Linked DNA regions of Homo sapiens: region 2 is linked to region 1. Evidence: chromatin contacts called from ENCODE Hi-C or POLR2A ChIA-PET data. All regions are on one chromosome and are shown on one strand. The core of a region is the stretch at or near the end of the contact, and the rest is flanking DNA. Distances in the headings are between cores, read along the strand shown.

Evidence for each region. A loop is a pair of places that touch in the nucleus more often than their neighbours do. ChIA-PET counts read pairs that join two places held with the same protein, here RNA polymerase II (POLR2A). Pooled maps may share reads with other maps.
Region 2: a loop to region 1 is called in a pooled map, with 4 times the contacts of the local background. The contact joins the promoter of RPS21-DT here to the promoter of HRH3 in region 1. A Hi-C loop is called at or near these places in 11 of 168 maps with a recorded cell type or tissue (B cell, CD4-positive, alpha-beta T cell, CD8-positive, alpha-beta T cell and 7 more), 27 of 37 single-sample maps with no recorded cell type and 30 of 50 pooled maps. POLR2A ChIA-PET finds 5 or more read pairs at or near these places in 6 of 52 experiments (A549, B cell, H1 and 3 more).

The regions. Positions count from the first base shown.
Region 1 is chr20:62,218,835-62,221,964 of GRCh38, reverse strand. HRH3 (histamine receptor H3) reads left to right here and starts at 1,687. Exons shown (of 3, transcript NM_007232.3): 1 at 1,687-2,244. The coding sequence starts at 1,995. RefSeq lists a silencer at 1,473-1,582.
Region 2 is chr20:62,385,109-62,388,238 of GRCh38, reverse strand. It overlaps RPS21-DT (RPS21 divergent transcript), which reads left to right and starts at 1,250. Exons shown (of 1, transcript NR_186459.1): 1 at 1,250-1,936. It overlaps RPS21 (ribosomal protein S21), which reads right to left and starts at 1,136. Exons shown (of 6, transcript NM_001024.4): 1 at 1,103-1,136; 2 at 851-918; 3 at 565-628; 4 at 325-396. The coding sequence starts at 900. RefSeq lists enhancers at 287-978, 979-1,670, 1,949-1,998 and silencers at 859-1,048, 1,479-1,598.

The DNA of each region.
Region 1 (3,130 bases), core at 438-2,937:
AGGGCCTGGGGAGGAGTCCTCTCAACAAGGAGTTCTGGTTTGGGTGGGGACAGTGAGTCAAGAGCTGCAGCAGGCATGGGTGGCAGCTCTGATGGCCCCACAGCCCCTTGCTGCCCAGCTCCATGGAACTTTTCCCCTTGAAAACTTTTCCCTGGTCCAGGCAGAGTCCCTCCACACTGGGTGAGTTGGGGTGGGGTGCAGGGAACGTGGGGGAGCCTGTATGAGGAGTAGGGTTTGCAGGTGGAGTGGGATGAGTACAACCAAGCAGTCAGAGAGGGAAGCCGAACCCCTCCCCCAAGAGCAGACTCCTAGAAGCCGTGAAATAGTGGGCTGACTGGGGCCACGGGTCTGGGGGTTCCTTTCTGCAGTCAGCCCTGAGGTGGCAGCAGAGGAATCCCAGCTCCTCCTTCCCCAAAGTTTCTGAAGCGCCACGGGGGGCGAGGGGAAGGGGCAGGTCCCCACAGTATGGGGAAGCTGCTATAAGTAGGGGAGTGACGGTGCATGTCAGCGCCCGGGGTCCCCTCTGCAGCCCCTCCCCCAGACACGCGCACTCTGGCCTCTTTGAGGCACCAGGGATGCCTTCGGCTGCTTCCTTCTCCTGTGAGCGGAGTTGCTGCTTCCTTCTCCTGGGGCGCGGCTCCCTCCCTGCCTGCTGTCTGATGTGTGTCTCGCTCTTGGTGGGTCCTCAGCCTGGCGCTGGTGGCTGCTTCCCTGGCCTGTGGGTGTCTGTGTATCTGAGTGTGGGCATGTCTGTCTGTCTGCCCTCAGTGTTTCAGGAGGAATCTGTCCTTGACCCGGTGTATCTGAGCGCATGTGTCTGGTGGTGGGGGCGCTCCCTCCTGCCACCTCTCCTCTCCTCCCCCGTCCCCTCCCACAGGCGCTAACACAGCCACCACCTGCGCCCTGAGCGCAGTGACCTCGTCTGTCCGCTGCAGTGGCGACTGCCCCTCTGTCCACAGGGGTCCGTGGCTGGGCTCCGAGCGGCTTGCTGCTCCCTCCTCAGCCTGAGGCCGCCGGAGCCCAGGCTAGACGCGCTCCCCTCCGGCTGGGTCCGCCCGGCGCCTCATCTTCCCTTATGTAACTCCACATCTGCCTGCGCCTTGCGGGTCACCCTGGACCCTGCACTGGGCCCTGTCCACACGGAGGCTGGCACCCAGGGTCCGTGCAAACGGGAGGTGGAGCGGACCCCTGGTCTGGGCACCGGCTTTCCAAGACCCCCTCCTCCCCATCCCTTCTCCTCCAGACGTTCCTTGCCCCGGAGACCCACATTCCCAAAACATGCACCGAGGAAATGCCCCGCAGGGCAAGTCCCCGGAGCGCGGGTGCAGGCGTTTCCCCCACCCCCACCCCGGGTCCCCACAGGCGCCAGGGCTCTCCATGATGACCGGGCAGGGGTCACCAGGGCCGAGGGCACGGGAAAGGCCGAGCAACCCAGACCCCGGCTCCGAGTGCGCGGGCTGACTGACCGCAGGCGAGCCCCCAGACCCGGTCAAGCCCCGGCCGGGCTCCCAGCCAGCTGCTGTGAGCGCAGGGGCTGGGCTCCAGGCAGCCTGGCGGGCACGCGGCGCTGTCCGTGGTGCTGCCGGCGCCGGGCGGGGCGGGGGCGGGGAGGGGGCGGGGCGAGGGCGGCAGCCAATGGCGGGGGCGCTGCGCGGGGCGCGCGGGGCGGTGGGCTGGGCGCGGGGCGCACTCGGCTGCGCGTTGCGCTCCGGCTGCACGGTCGCACCGGCAGCGGCTCAGGCTCCGGCTCCTCTCCCGCTGCAGCAGCCGCGCTGCCGGCCCCACTGGGCTCGGATCCGGCCCCGGCCCCCTCGGCACCGCCTGCTCTGGCCCCGGCCCCGGCCCCGCGGACCATGCGCTGGGCGCCCCCAGGGGAACCCGACCCGGCCAAGGGCCCGCAAAGACGAGGCTCCCGGGCCGGGGCCCCTCCCGGCCGCCCAGCTCTCGGCCGGCGCCCTGCCCCGCGTCCCGGAGCCGCGTGAGCCTGCGGGGCCATGGAGCGCGCGCCGCCCGACGGGCCGCTGAACGCTTCGGGGGCGCTGGCGGGCGAGGCGGCGGCGGCGGGCGGGGCGCGCGGCTTCTCGGCAGCCTGGACCGCGGTGCTGGCCGCGCTCATGGCGCTGCTCATCGTGGCCACGGTGCTGGGCAACGCGCTGGTCATGCTCGCCTTCGTGGCCGACTCGAGCCTCCGCACCCAGAACAACTTCTTCCTGCTCAACCTCGCCATCTCCGACTTCCTCGTCGGTAAATCCCCAGCCCCTGGCCGCTGGGGACCCAGGGGCGCCCAGCGTGGCCGGGCCAGCGGGGACTGGAACACGGACCTGGGTGGCTCCCGCAGGCACACGCCCCACCAGGGGACCCGGCCTGGGAAGGGGGCGTCCGGAGCCCATGGGGTGGGGGGCACAGGCGAAGTTCCTTGCCACTCAGGCCTCGGGACAGGGGCTGGGGAGAGATGTCCCCGGGAAGGGACACGGGCACTGGGCGAGGCGCAAGGCGCAAAGGCAGCGGGTGCAGCTCTGGCTCCTGCGCTGTAGCCAAACAAAGGCTGCTGCGGACTTAGGACGCGCGGAGGGCGCAGTGGGGCGGTTTAGAGAAGGTCTGGGGGAGGGGACATGGAAGGGGGATTTTTAGAGCTGTGTTGGGGGAAGGGACGGTGGGGAAGGTGGGGGTTGGGGGAGACGCTCGGAGGAGCGTGCTCTCACGTGTCCAGGCTCTGCTGCCGGCTGGGGGGCGGGGCACGCGGAGGGGGCTGGAGCGCCAGACACCTGTTGGGGCTGTGAGGTGCGTCTCCCAGACGCTCCAAGCCCGCTTGGCAGTAGTAGTAGCGGCTGGCGGCTGGCGGCTGCAACCAAGTGCCCTTTCAGCCAGGAGAAAGGCTTTCTCCTTGTCTAAGCTGAGACCGAGGGTTGTCCAGCGCCAGGGTAGGGGCTGGAGTCCAGCGGGGGAGGGGAGAAGGAAATTGTCTTCTTTCCTCCTTTGAGGGCTGGGAGGGCTGGACAGAAGTCCAGGGAATCCCGACTCCAGGCTCTCGGGGGTCTTGTGGTGGCCAGAGTTCCCCATGCCTGGATCATCCCTCCTGCCCCCAGGCCCAGGGGACACAGATAGTGCTGGGAGCTATGTGGGGGTGAAG
Region 2 (3,130 bases), core at 1-2,500, 170 kb before region 1:
GTGCCACCAGCCCACGTCTCTCCCCCGCTGAGCGAATGGAGACAGGCGCAGAAGGGGAGCCACCTCTCCCGGGGCAGCCTGCAGCCTGACTATGGTGGAGCGGGGTCGGGGGGGCACCTCCTAGTGAGAGGCAGAGTCTGCTGCCTGAGTGTCTTCTCAGAGCACCCCTCTTCCACCCTCAAGAAGCGGCAGGCGGCCAGCCCAGTCCAGCTGGCTCAAACTACTCTGCCAGCAGATCTACTCAGGCACCATCACACACTCCAATGCGCACGGTAAAGTCCACGATGTCCCGAAGTGATGAGCAAAGCCCAGGGAAACACTCACCATCCTACGAATGGCCCCGCAGATAGCATAAGTTTTAAACTGGCCATTAAACCTGCCTGTGACCTTGTCAACCTAGAAAGAGAAGAAGGGTCACAAACCACTCCCCCAGGTTTGGGAAACACCAATCCTCAAAGCCAGCCTCTGCCTGTACCTTCACCCCAGGGGCTCCTCCACAATGGGACAGCCTGCCTTTCCCGCACATATATCACAACCTTCCCGCCTCCCGGGCTCCCAGCTCACCTCGGCCACGTTCATCTGGATGGATGCGTGGTCCTTGGCACCGATGATGCGATTGCTAGCGGAGCTGTGGAGAAAGGGCGCAGTGAGCAGAGGGGACTTGGGCGGTAAGAATGAAAGAGGGGACGAGGGAGGTTGGGGGTATATGAATGGAAAAGAGTAACGTCGGGGGCAGGACAAGTTAGGGACGTGACGAGGTAAGGACGGGAGGGGTGTGGGGGAACAAGGGCAGGCGAGGGGACGTGGTGGTTAGGTAAGGACGGAAGAGAGGCATGTGGGGGGCGCTTACCATTTCCGCGGCACGTACAGGTCCACGAACTCGCCGGCGTCGTTCTGCATTTCGAGGCTGGGCTGCGCCTGGGGAGTCACCGCGCGGCGCCGTGAGTACGGCCGGAACCGTGCCCCGGCTCCCGGCGCAAACCGGCCCCTAGGGTCACGGCCCCAGCCGCACCCAGCACCCCGCACCCCGTCCCCCGCGTCCAAGCCCCCACTCCCGCCCCAGCCCCAGCCCTGAGCCCGAAGCCCGCGCCGCGCGCCACACCTGCTGCCACCACACCGCGCGCGAGAGAGAAAGGAAGCAGCTAGTCACCCGGCAGAGATATCGGCGGGCAAGGAGGGGCCTCGGCGAGCGCTTCCGGGTCACGCCACCACAGCGAGTCTGCGCGGTGCGTGCTTGCCGGCCGTCGCCGTGACGCACTTCCGCTTCCGGCAAGGAGGTTCTCGGACCCCAGCCTGCTGGCCCTGGGGCGCGGGGCGTCGTGGGGGTCGTTGTCGTTGAGGGTCGTTGCCGTGTGTGGCGTCTTAGCCTGGCCCCTGGGTTGTGCCCCACGGACGCAGTCGACCCCTCTGAGCGCCTCGGGAGCCCCGAATAGCAGCTGGGAGAAGGGGCGAGGACTGAGCCTCGCTGCCCGCTGCCGGCCGGGCTAGAGATACGGGCGTGCCCCCCATTGTGCGCCTCCCGCCCTCCGGTCCCCTCACCCTGCGGCCACCTGGGGCGTGGGGCGGTGCTCCTGCCCGTGCACGTAGCCGCTGCGAGCGGAGGCCTGCTCACCTGGTGCCTGCTACTCACTCCCCCGGGCCGGTGGGCGAAGGACACCCGCAGGAACTCGGCAGAGGAGAAATTCAGACGGCTCCCGAGGGTAGGAAAAGACCCCGGCCCACCGTGGAATCTGAAACACCCGACCACTCTGCCATCCCATGTTTCACCAGTCAGACCCCCAGGGCAGGGCAGGGGAAGCAGAATGCAAACTGGGGCACCGTTTCCCTGAAGCGTGTTGGCCGCGTTTGTCGTAGTGCTAGAGGTGCATACCCTTGGACCCCGAAAACCCATTCCTGGGAATTTGCTCCAAGGAAGTAAAGATGTTACAAAGATGGACCCACGAAGTATGGTCGTTGGTTATGGGTGGGGTCTTGAGGAAGGCCTTGTTAGTAGCCTGAACCCTGTTGCCAGGAGAAGCTCCAAACCGGTAGACGGAGGGAGCAGCGCGGCCTATGTTGGGGTCTTCTCTGGGCGGGGGACATGATCCTAGGATGTAGAACTAGCCTCAGAAAACTTAAGACTCAGTGGCCAGGTGCGGTGGCTCAGGCCTGTAATCCCAGCGCTTTGGGCGGAGGTGGGTGGATCACCTGAGGTCAGGAGTTCGAGACCCGTCTGGCCAACATGGTGAAACCCCATCTCTACTAAAAATACAAAAAATTAGCTGGGCGTGGTGGCAGGCGCCTGTAGTCCCAGCTACTCGGAAGGCTGAGGCAGGAGAATGGCGTGAACCCGGGAGGCGGAGCTTGTAGTGAGCTGAGATCCCGCCACTGCACTCCAGCCTGGGCGACAGAGCAAGACTGCGTCTCAAAAAAAAAAAGTTTTTTTATGTTTAATTTTTTGGGTACATAGTGGGTGTGTACATTTATGGGGCACATGAGATATTTTCATACCGGCATGCAGTGCGTAGTAATCACATGGGGTATATGGAGCATCCATCACCTCAAGCATTTATCCTTTGCGTTACAAATAATCCAATACTATACTCTTTTAGTCATTTTAAAATGTGCAATTAAATCATTATTGACTGTAGACACCCTGTTGTGCTATCAAACACTAGGTCTTATTCTTTCTGTCTTTTTATACCCATTAACCATCCCCATTTGCCCCCCTCCTCCCACTGTTCTACCCTTCCCAGCCTCTGGTAACCATCTTTCTACTGTCTGTCTCCACAAATTCAATTGTTTTAATTTTTAGCTCCCACAAATAATAGTGCTGTGATAAACATCGTAGCACATGTATCTCTTCCTTTCTTTCTTTTTTTTTTGAGACAAAGTCTCGCTCTGTCACCCAGGCTGGAGTGCAGTGGTGCGATCTCGGCTCACTGCAACTTCTGCCCCCAGAGTTCAAGTGATTCTCCTGCCTCAGCCTCCTCAGTAGCTGGGACTACAGGCATGAGCCACCACACCCGGCCAGGTATCTCTTTCATATACTGATTTCCTTTCTTTTGGGTATATGCCCAGCAGTGGGATTGCTTTATTTATGGCAGCTCTATTCTTAGTTTTTGTTTGTTTGTTTGTTTGTTTGTTTGTT